Regions from separate parts of the Homo sapiens genome. Here region 2 is linked to region 1. Evidence: read pairs that join two places in POLR2A ChIA-PET (ENCODE). Cell type or tissue: A673. All regions are shown on one strand. Links, peaks and the distances in the headings refer to the core of each region. The heading gives the core; the rest is flanking DNA.

Region 1 (5,509 bases), core at 294-5,293:
TTCACCCTCCCAAGTAGCTAGGACTAGAGGTGTGTGCCACCACACCAGGCTGATTTAAAAAAAATTTTTAAACATTTTTATAGAGACAGGATCTCACTATGTTGCTCAGGCTGGTCTCAAACTCCTGGCCTCAAGTGATTCTCCTGCTTGGCTTCCCAAAGTGTTGGGATTTCAGGCGTGAGCCACAGTGCCTGGCCCAGAATCACTCTATAGTGTGAGCCAATTATTTCCTTTTTGCTAAACCCATTAGTCACTTCTCTGTGTCTTAGTCGACCCCCTCAGTGGCTTCATTATTATTGGCCATGTCCTTGTTTCTTCCTGGGACCAACTTCTTGCTTTGACCAGTCTTTTTCCAGGCTTGGCCAACCACCCTACTCCAAATCTGCACTTTTTTTCCCCCAGGCAGTCTAATCTAGAGCCATGGCTTTAAATATCATAGATATGCAGATGATCCCCAAATATGTATTTTCAGTTCTGACTGAAACTCAACTCCAGACTTAGCCATTTGCCTGTTTGACATCCCTGCTAGGATGTCTAGTAGGCATCTCAAAATTGACATCTAACTACCAAGGTAACCATATCACATATAATGTCTTCCCAACTGAGACACTTCAGAGTGAAAGAGCAAGAGCGCCCCTGATACTTTGTCAGGACAAGAAGCATAAACTGAAAACTCCAAGCGTTTCCTATCACACTTCAAATGAGATTCTGCTCCTTAGATGGACCTGTGCTGCCTCTTTCCTCTTGTGCCACTCTCCCAATCACTCAACCCTGCTCCAACTGTACTGGCTGCTATTCTTCTTGAACAAACCTTCCTGCATGACCTTGGGTAAGTGACTTACCCTGAGTCTCCTCATCCATAGAAGAGTGAACAATGGTACTTTAGAATCGTAAAGCACTTATATACAGAGCTCCCTATAGGAAGTGAACAGATTTGGATAGTAAGGGTTACTTGCATTTGCTGAAGGAGTGAAGAGTGAGGATACTGCCTGCATTTTCCATAATTTTTTCATTATACTTAAGCCATGTACAAATAGTGCACAGATGTTGTCAGTCAATTGTTTGGCTGTGCATTTGTTACAAAGTTCAGACTTCACAGCTGAAAGTGAGTCAGTTCTTTATCTGGGTATGTTTATCTTGGAACAAGGTTCAGAAATGGAAACTTGAAACACCACCCCTAAAATTAGTACTAACCATCACCCACTTTCCCTTACAGGCAGACCTGGATCTTCAGAAAGTTTTCTAAAAAGCTCCATTTATTTCAAATGTATATAAATTAGATAATTTTGAATTAGAACACTTTATAGAGAGGTTTTCATAAATGTCCCCGAATTTGTTGTTAGTACTTATTCCTTTTGGCCTGTCAGGTAGGGGTGACTTCTCTTATGCCAATTCATAAGTAATCCTTCCAGTTCACAAGGTTTAAACAGAAGTCAGAGCCCAGTTAATAAACCCAGACTCTGCCATTTGGCAGCTGAGTGGCCTCTCAGCTTCAGTTTCCTCATGTGTAAAATGAGGAAAGTAATGAATGCACATGGTGTTTTATAAGAGTTATAATAATGGTCAATTCTAAGCAAACTGACCACACAAGTAGGCTCCAACTCTTCTTTTTGGATGAGTAATACTTGATTCTCAAAGACAGTAATTTATTCCAAACACAAGATGAAATTTTCTCCAAAAAAAAAAAAAAAAGGTATAGAAGTTTGCTAATAGTTCACATAACACTAAGCTACAGAATTCAGACCACAGTAGAGTGATGTTTCATGGCTAGTAGTGAGAAAGACTGGATTTGCTTCCTAACATGAAATGTGGTGTATGAATATAAATGTATCCATACCTTGAATTAAGGAAGCACTTGTCCATTTCTTAGAAGTGATTCACTTATAAAGTATCACACTGATATGCCATTTAATAGTATATGAGTTTTTGAAATAATGGTTCAAGGTAAAAGTTACCAACCTTATTAAAATAAATATGATTTATATTTTATAATATGGCACATGAGTCAGAATTTATCTATTTAGAGATAACTTAAATACAACACAGAAGCTAAGCAGGTTCTTAAAATTACTGGTGTCTACAAACTGCCTGAATTTTTGTCTTTGCTAGTTAGTTTCACCCTGCACTGCTAGAAAGAAGCAACAACAGTCAGTATGTCATTCTTCAACATTTAATGGTGCCACAGGGTTAAATAATGGCCTTACTTTTTTGGCCTGAATTTTGCCAAAATTAGCTTCAAACTCTTTTTTTGATCCATTTAGATTTGCTAGATGTCCATCCTTTATTCTGTAGCCTGAGGAATTCAGTTTCCTTATCCTGTACTGTACTATCTGTGGTGTTAATTCAAGAACCATTGGCGTCTCTCTTATCTGAGCTATGGAAATTCCTTCTCTCAATAATCCTTGCATTCTCTCTTCTAAAACTGGAACAGAATAATATAAAAGGGCAGGACATTTCAAAACTAATTGCTTCAGGTCATGATCTGTGCATTTAAAAGCATTTTTAGAGAAGGAAATACTATTCTGTATACTTCTTGGGCAAAGTTGAAAAAGAAATCCTTTGAGTTTGGATAGAAGCTGGAGAATTTCAAAGCTGGTGAAACCTTGCTCCTGGAGAAATTCTAGTGTTTCCTTTATAGCTGTGGGAGAATTTAACAAAATAAATGGGTTTTGGCTTAACAATTTTAGTAGCCAAACTTTCATGTTGGCCTCAGAGCCACCTACATCTAGATAACTCTCTTGGAGAATTCTTACCATTTGCTTATTCTTCTCAACAGGATTATGAAAAACATTAGGTGCAGCTGTCAAAAGTCTGCTAATGACCACATTTTTTAGTCCCAACTCTTGAAAGAACTGAACATTCAGCTTCTGGTTCTCTTGGTCTTTAATAGTAAAGAAAGATTCTGGAAACTGCTCTATTAACTTGATTAACTCTTCCTCATTTTTGCAGACCAACTGCCAGAGTTTTCTCTGGGTGTTAACAGCGGTTGGACTACAGACAATTGCTTCCGGGCAGCGTTCCAAAATACTGGCTACAGCAGTCTCATCGGCACCTAGTTCTTGTAAAATATTCGCAATTTCTTCAACATAGGTTTCATCCTCTAAAAGTACCCATCCTTTTAATCTACGAATTTTCCTAATGTCAACTGAACATTTATAGAGCTTTTCCACTGTTCTTGTATTTTCTTTGCTCGACTGTTTATCAGTTGTATAGGTGAAGCATGCTAAGAAAGGTCTGTATTTTGGAGGTGATCGCATCTTTCTGAAAGAACACAGCCTGCAGGACTGGGATCTCAGCAGCAGCTTCCACAACATGGCTGCAATCTACTAGCTAGTTTCCACCGTCCTGGGACTTAAATGGACTCATTCTATCTGAAAAAAAGAAAATAAAGGTTTTTAGTATAAGGGTGTTGACTTTCAGAACACATACACTTACAAATTTGAGCTGTTGAAGTCTGGAAATAAAGTGGATTTAAATTAGACAAGAAAACTGCTCATGTGGAATATTTTTAAAAATCTTCCTAAATAAGGATTGCTTGAACCCAGAAGCCCGAGGTTGCAGTGAGCTGAGATTGTAGCATTGCACTCCAGACGGGGCAACAAGAGTGAAACTCTTAAAAAAAAAAAACCTCCTAAATAATTAATTGAATTGTAATACACTTCTCCACAACTTCGATATCTTATACTTTGTAAATACACTGTTGAGTTACTTCCATTTTACAGAAGAGCAGCAAGACCAAAGAGTTCAAAGGTTCACAGACCTCAAATGTTATTTTCATACAAATTCCCTTTTCCACAACTGTTTATCTTTTCTTTTAGGAGGCCTGTATTATGCACACACACACAAACATGGTTTTTTGAAATGTTTTACATTATTAAGTTGATGTTTACCTGAAGCAGATACTTAAAGGGGGAAGAGGGGAAGGGTCATCTCTAATTTTATACGTTAAATATTTTGCTGAATAACTATCACCCAAAATGGGCCAATTATTTTATTTTAAATGAGTTAATAAATGGATTTTTTTGTTTTTAGAATTATGTGAGCAAAACTCCCTTTTATAAATCCAGAATTAGAATAAGTTGTAATTCCAGCACTTTGGGAGGCTAAGGTGGGCGGATCACCTGAGGTCAGGAGTTCGAGACCAGCTTGGCCAACATGGTGAAACCCCATCTCTACTAAACATACAAAAATTAGCTGGGTGTGGTGGCACATGCCTGTAATCCCTAGCTGGGTAAAATGAAAAAATGCCACATGACTGTTCCCGTGGTGCCATGGGAAATCAGGTCAGCTGTGGAATGGTGACTGTACTTTCAGAACAGTGTAATCAGCTATCCACTTGACATGTGTAGGTATCTTGAGATGGCTATACTGTGTCTGACACATTAACAGTCTTTGCCTCTATAGGGGCAGCAAAACACCTCCATCTTCTTAGGGTCGTGGCAGGACCCGAGAATTAGACATAAGATACATTAACAGGAGAAAAACATAAACTTTTTTTTTTAACTTTATTTATTTTGAGACAGAGTCTCTCTCTGTTGCCAGGCTGGAATGCAGTGGCGCGATCTTGGCTCACTGCAACCTCCACCTCCCAAGTTCAAGTGATTCTCCTGCCTCAGCCTCCCGAGTAGCTGGGACTACAGGTGTGTGCCACCATGCTCAGCTAATTTTTATATTTTTAGTAGAGACGAGGTTTCACCATGTTGGCCAGGATGGTCTCGATCTCTTGACCTCGTGATCTGCCCGTCTCGGCCTCCCAAAGTGCTGGGATTGTAGGTGTGGGCCCCCACCCCTGGCCATAAACTTTACTTAATACAAGTTCACATGGCATGGGAGCCCTCATAAGGAATCAAAGACCCAAAGAAGCAGTTAGAGTCAGTTATTTATGTACTGAGTTGGACAAAAAATAGGAAGCTGCGAAGAAGCAACCGAATTACATGGGGAGGTCTAAAAGATAAGTTATTTTAAAAAGGACTGTGCAGAAATCTTTTGGTATCAATTTCTCATCCTTGAGGTTAAGGATGTTATTCCTTTTGGTATAGGGAGGGTGTCTTTCACATGGGAATTTTATCTGCTTTTAAGAAACAGAAAGAAAGATCTTACACCTGCTATTTTTCAGGTGCCTTTAATTCAAAATGGTCAATATGTCAAAAGTGGTATAATGAACTCCTTCACCACTATTTCTTTTGTCTCTGGTAATGAAAATACATCTGGTTTTAGTACCTAAGAGTGTTGTAAGTGTCTCAGCCTTGCCACAAAAGTGTGTAGTACGGCTCAATTTAGCCTGTTGGCAGCCTTCCCTCACTCTTTACAGGTCTGAAAGAAAAGAAGAAAGCAGCCATTTCCATCCCTGACTTTAATTTAAACGCCCTTGCCAGGTATGCTGGGGACTCTTCACTTTCAGCCCTGTCTTAACTAATCCAAATAAATGATTATTCTGTTAGGAAAGTTAGGTAACACCCTTTCCATTTTGGTTTCCCATTTTGATTTAGCTCACTGTGAGCGCCTATGG
Region 2 (5,509 bases), core at 161-5,160, 260 kb before region 1:
ACACCTTTGTGACCTTTAAAGAGTTCTACAATTATTTAACTAAGATTTTACTTGTAATTGGATGGTCTGGGTACAACAAGGGTTTGTCAGTATTTACCTTTGCCTAGAAATTTACATGCATTAGGAGACTTGACAATGTCTTCGTGTATTTTAATTTTTTTTATTTTATTAAAAGACATTTTGAAAACATGCAAATAAAGGAAATGATCCTAGATACATATTTTTCTTAGCTTTTCTCAGTATTGTTTCAACTTGATGATATTGTTCCAAGTATTGTTCCAACTTGCAAATTTAAGTTCACTAATAAGGGTTCCATGAAAAAGCCACAGCTTTAAAGAAAAAAAAATACATATATATAATTATTCACACACTATACACATCCCTCCATCCACTAACAAACTACTGAGATGTATGGTATAGTTTCCCTTTTCCTCCAACCTAATTATTCATGTATGTTTTAATCATTATAGCAACATTTTAAAAAAGCAAAAACAGAAAACTAGAGCATAAACTGCTTCAGAATGTATTTATATGAAAAATACACACTTTGAAATTTCTGGGATTAAGTTAGGCCCAGGGGTAGCAAGAACACTTCTAAATCCCAGCCTGCAGCTTCTCAGGTACTGGAGACACAAGGATAATTCAGCACAGAGCTCCCATCCCACAGGCTTACATCAGAAAGCTGACAGATCTCTGGGCTTCATCCCATTGTTCCATGGGGTCAAGACCAAAGGGACTGGAAACAGCAGGGTTTGGTCTGGCCTAGCCCACCCTCGCAGTTTCTTGTAGAGAAAAAGAGATGTGTGGAAAGAACCATAGGAGAAAACAGTGTCTGCGTCTTCTGAGTTACAGAGTCTTCTGGTGCTTTCCTGAAATTGAATTTCCCGGAATTTCAGGGTAGTTTGCAAAATACCATAAGCAGATGCATTAACAAGGCATAAAAGGAAATACAGTGAAAGGGTTTTAACAACCCATGAGCTAACGAGTTGATTGGATTGGATTATAGGCATCTCGAACAGTGATCCACAGTGCAGACATCACGTTCCAAATGCTGGAAGACTGGAGGAACGTGGACCTGAACAGCATCACCAAGCAAACCCTTTACACCATGGAAGACTCTCGCGATGAGCACCGGAAACTCATCACCCAATGTAAGCTGTCCCACCAGGGATTGTTGTCCTGTTTTTATTTTTAAAAGAAAGAAAAAGTGTCTTAGTAAATACCGAAGTGGCATCCCCACCCTGTTCTTCCCAGCATCTCTTCCTCCTTATTGTTCCTTATTGTTCCTTTTAAATGAGTCAGTCCAGAAGGAAGGGCTGATTGACTTGAGAGGACATGTGTCAACACTGCTGGGTAAAGAGTGTTCTGGTGCAATTGGGCAGCATACAGTGTCATGCAAAGGGCCCCACATGTGACCTGAATGCCAGCCCCGGTTCCATGGAGGTGGCATTAAATATGAGAACAAAAGCTTATTGCCTCTCTCAGTGTATGTCAGCCTGGGGTCAGCTGGATATGCTGCCTATTTTTCATTTGAGGGTCACGACTCAGCCCACCTATTGGTAGGTGAACCTTTCAATCACGTTAAATGTCTGAGAAGCAGGTGGATGGTATTTTACTTCTGTGAATATATGTTCATGTCCCGGTGAACAAGGGCTTCCAACATGCAGACTGCAGGTATACTGCTCCAAATATCAACCCCATGTAGGCAGGATGTTTGATCTTGGTACTAAAGCAATATGAGAAGGCCAGAGAACAACATCATTGTTAGCACATCCCTGCTATTCCTCAGATGCCCATCCCAGCTGACTGCCCAGGGCATCCCCCCAGCCCAATAACCCTGGATCCATAGGCGTCTACAGGCTACCTCCATAATTAGAGAACATCAGGTCAGGAAAGGTGTTGAGAGCATGCATTCCCATGTTCTCAATGGGGTGAGGCCCAGGATCCCAATAGTGACACTGCTTGGGGAGCTGCAGAGAGGCTGTCCCACCAAGAAGAGGGGTCTTTCTGAAAGCCCCAAGGCCCTTCAGATTTCTTAGTATATGCCTTCTGCACTGCTGTCTTGAGGGAATTCTATTCAGCTACCCAGTCTAAACTTGAGGTGCCTTTAAACAAAGTTCCCTAAGAGGGTCCTATTAGAGATCTCTTTCCCATTAAGCCCTTTTCAAAAGCAAATGTAACAGCCGAAATGTTTGAACATGTGGACCTTCCCCAGGGCTTCTTTCCTGGCTTAGCCCAAACCTCACTCAGGCTGTTACTTCTTCCTTCACAGCTGCCCCAAGCCCACTTTTCCCCTGGTAAGAATTTTAGAGATCATCACTAAAATAATAATTCAGCTTATTGACTGCCTATTCTAAGCCAGCTCCTGTGTCAAATCCAATACATGCACGGTCCCATTTAATCTCCACATCAACCCCATGAGGAAGACACTCTTATCACCCCCACTTTACAGATGAGAAAACTCAGGCTTAGAGAGTTGGTGAACCTAACTCAAGGTCATGCAGCCACTAAGCAATAGAGCTGAACCCAAGTCTGGTCTCACGTCTAGTCCCAGCTTCATCACCAGGCCTTAGTGCTGCTCATATTGTATTCATGTGCACAGGAGACAAAAAAAAAAAAAAAAAAAAAAGGAAATATGGGTGAGTTTTAGAGGTTCCAGGATCTTTCCAAGTGCTTACAATCATCCTTCCTCTTCTGCTTTTTCCTGTCCCCTGATGGAAAGTCAACAGAAAGCATGGCCCTGCACACCCTAATAGCACTGGGGGTACCTTTGATCACTGTGCCCCTAGGAACTCCCAATGGGCCAGGCACAGAGCAGGTGTCCAGCAAGATTCATGGAATACCAAAGAGATGAGTGGAAACCCAGAGTTAACCTAGTTCTTAGCTCTGCAAATCTTCCTAGCAGTGTTAGACTCAGTTCTCTTCCCGCCTCAGCTCCTTTCATGAGGGACGAAAATGTGAACCAGACTCATAAGGAAAAATACAATCAGTATTGCTTGCTTAAAGGACCAGGCTCTGAGCCTTTGCTGGAGCACCATGGAGGTCACTGCTGCCTCTCTCAAGAAAGAACCTTCTGTGGCTTTCTCTTCAAGTTCCTTTAGGTCCAGGGCAGAATGGTGCCCTTTAAAGCTGTGATTGCATTCTTCTTCTGGGGAAGTAAATGCTGTGGTTCAGTTCAACCCAGCTAGTCCTTACTGAATGCCTGTCCTAAGTCAGGTACTGTATTAGATGCTGGCCAAAGGGCAGTGAATAAAATGGACACATCCCTTCCCAACATGGAGCTTACAGTTAATGGTAAATAAGACCTCAAACATGTATTTACAGATGTGTTGCATCTTACCAAAGAGAACAATGTCATGTAATACAGTGCTGTGAAGGGGGAATTGAGAGAGGGTACCAAGCCTCAAGGCAGTCCAGCACATGTGCGTCAACCCTGTACCTCCTAACCAGACAGCTGGGAAGTCCCTGACACACAGGGAGTTGGACCAAAGGTCAGCTTGAGCAGGGCTGGGACAACTGTGTGCAGTGCTCTTCTTTCCTCACAGCCAGCTGACAAATCTGCAAACTCTTGCTTAGGGGGTTACCATCACCTCTGTGATATAGATCTCAGCCGGCAATGCTCAGCTTACCTTAGATTTTAAAAGTGCACATTAGTACTTAAGCAAGCTGATTAGAATGAGTTATAATTGTAACTGCCCAAGGTCTGCTGGGCATCCCAGACCCATGTCCAAGTTCTGTTGGCTGGGATCCCTGGGGCTGGGATGCCCAACAGACCTTGGTTCAAACCTTGCTCTTACACAGCTCTTACACAGCATGGGGCTGGATGCCCAAAAGACCTTGATTCAAACCTTGGCTCCAGTACACTGTGACCTTGGTTTCCATTTCTGTAAAATGGGACTAAGGTGAAGGGATTAAATGAGACTATCTGTGCCACATGCTTGGTACACAGTCTAGTGTTAGCATAGTGAAGTGGTTAGGAGGCAAGCACTTGAGTCAGGATGTGTTTGAATCTTGTCTCCGCAATTCACTAGCTGTGAAAGAACAACCTTTGGAAAGTTACTCATCTTTGTTTGTCTCTTTCTTCACTTGTAAAATGGAGGATAATAATCGTACCAACCTCCATGGGTTGTTCATCCATTCAGTCAACAAACATTTGAGCATTCTAGTGTTATGACCCTCTGGTCTCAGAATCTTACTTCTTGTAGCAAGCGTCAACTAAGTAAAATAGAGCAAAGTGTCCAGTCCTTTAAAATGAGAGAACAAAAACTGCTCAAATGAAAATGAAAGAAACGTATGGATCTTGAATTGTGGTTTGATTTATTGATCTCTGCATACAGAAACACAAAAATGTGATGAAAAGAGATGTTTCAAACTAGAGATCACCAGAGCCATGTTTCTATTTTCTAGAGCACTTCATTGATTAAAAAGCACTTCCAGCCGGGCGTGGTGGTGCACGCCTGTAATCCCAGCACTTTGGGAGGCCAAGGCGGGCGGATCACGAGGTCAGGAGATTGAGACCATCCTGGCTAACACAGTGAAACCCCGTCTGTACTAAAGATACAAAAAAAAAAAAAAAAAATTAGCCGGGTGTGGTGGCGGGCACCTGTAGTCCCAGCTACTCGGGAGGCTGAGGCAGGAGAATAGCGTGAACCTGGGAGGTGGAGCTTGCAGTGAGCCGAGATTGCGCCACTGCACTCCAGCCTGGGCAACAAGGCGAGACTCCATCTCAAAAACAAAAAACAAAAAACAAAAAAAAGCACTTCCAGATTCAGTTATCTGACTTAAAGTGAAGACAGGTTGTAAAGTGGTAGGATTATCTCTCTAATGAGGAAACTGAGGGGCAGAGAGACTGGTTCACTTACTCAACAAGTATCTATTAAGCACCTACTACATGCCACACAGAGAGGCTGCTTGCCTGATACAGTTGTGGTCCAGAAACATTTGAATTATCACATGTGCCCTACCCTGGGCAGAGAGCAAGAGAGCAGCAATGCCTCACCCATTAATTCAAGCAAGAATTTGTTGGGTAACAACTATGTCACAGATAATGCACCAGCTAATGAAGATATCAGACAAAGAACTAGCAGGGAGACACACATGCCCACCCAACTATGCCACAGTGCCATTAGTCATATAATAAAGGTAGAAAACCGATAATAAAGTGCTATGTGAGTGCAGAGGAGGGGTGATCAGTTCTGCGGGCAAGGGGCATGGAAGGTTAAAGGGATTTCATACCAGGGCCATTTCAGCTGGGACATGAGGAACCAAGTAGTGGGAAAAGCCTGAAAAAAAAAGACTAAGGCTATGAAAAAAGCAGGGCTTGCTGGCGGAATGGCAAGTAATATGGGATAGCCACAGTTTAACATGTTCACAGGCATGGAAGATGATCTTGGAAAGGTAAGTTGGGGCATGTTTTATAAAGTCTTGAATGCTCTGCTAAGACCTTGGAGTTTTATTTATTTAAAGTTTTACTTTATTCAAAGTTTTGTTCCTCTGTTCTTTTAAGACG

Evidence for each region. ChIA-PET counts read pairs that join two places held together with the same protein. Peaks named below come from ENCODE experiments on the same cell type or tissue, not always from the same donor. Only the 100,000 strongest peaks of a DNase experiment are listed, where the experiment ranks them.
Region 2: POLR2A ChIA-PET joins it to region 1 with 6 read pairs; 2 of 35 experiments call an interaction of 5 or more read pairs at or near these places.

The regions. Positions count from the first base shown.
Region 1 is chr12:106,975,401-106,980,909 of GRCh38, forward strand. MTERF2 (mitochondrial transcription termination factor 2) reads right to left here. Exons shown (of 3, transcript NM_001033050.3): 3 at 1,877-3,371. The coding sequence starts at 3,314. The coding sequence ends at 2,157. Among named protein-coding and RNA genes, the nearest start is that of MTERF2, 9.0 kb to the right of the region's middle. In A673, for the core only: no CTCF peak of the experiment used is centred there; a DNase peak (open chromatin) is centred at 3,001; H3K27ac peaks cover 1,127 bases.
Region 2 is chr12:106,714,394-106,719,902 of GRCh38, forward strand. It overlaps RFX4 (regulatory factor X4), which reads left to right. Exons shown (of 18, transcript NM_213594.3): 11 at 1,007-1,151. The region is part of intron 1 of LOC100287944 (a long non-coding RNA gene); the gene reads right to left. Among named protein-coding and RNA genes, the nearest start is that of RIC8B, 58 kb to the right of the region's middle. In A673, for the core only: no CTCF peak of the experiment used is centred there; no DNase peak of the experiment used is centred there.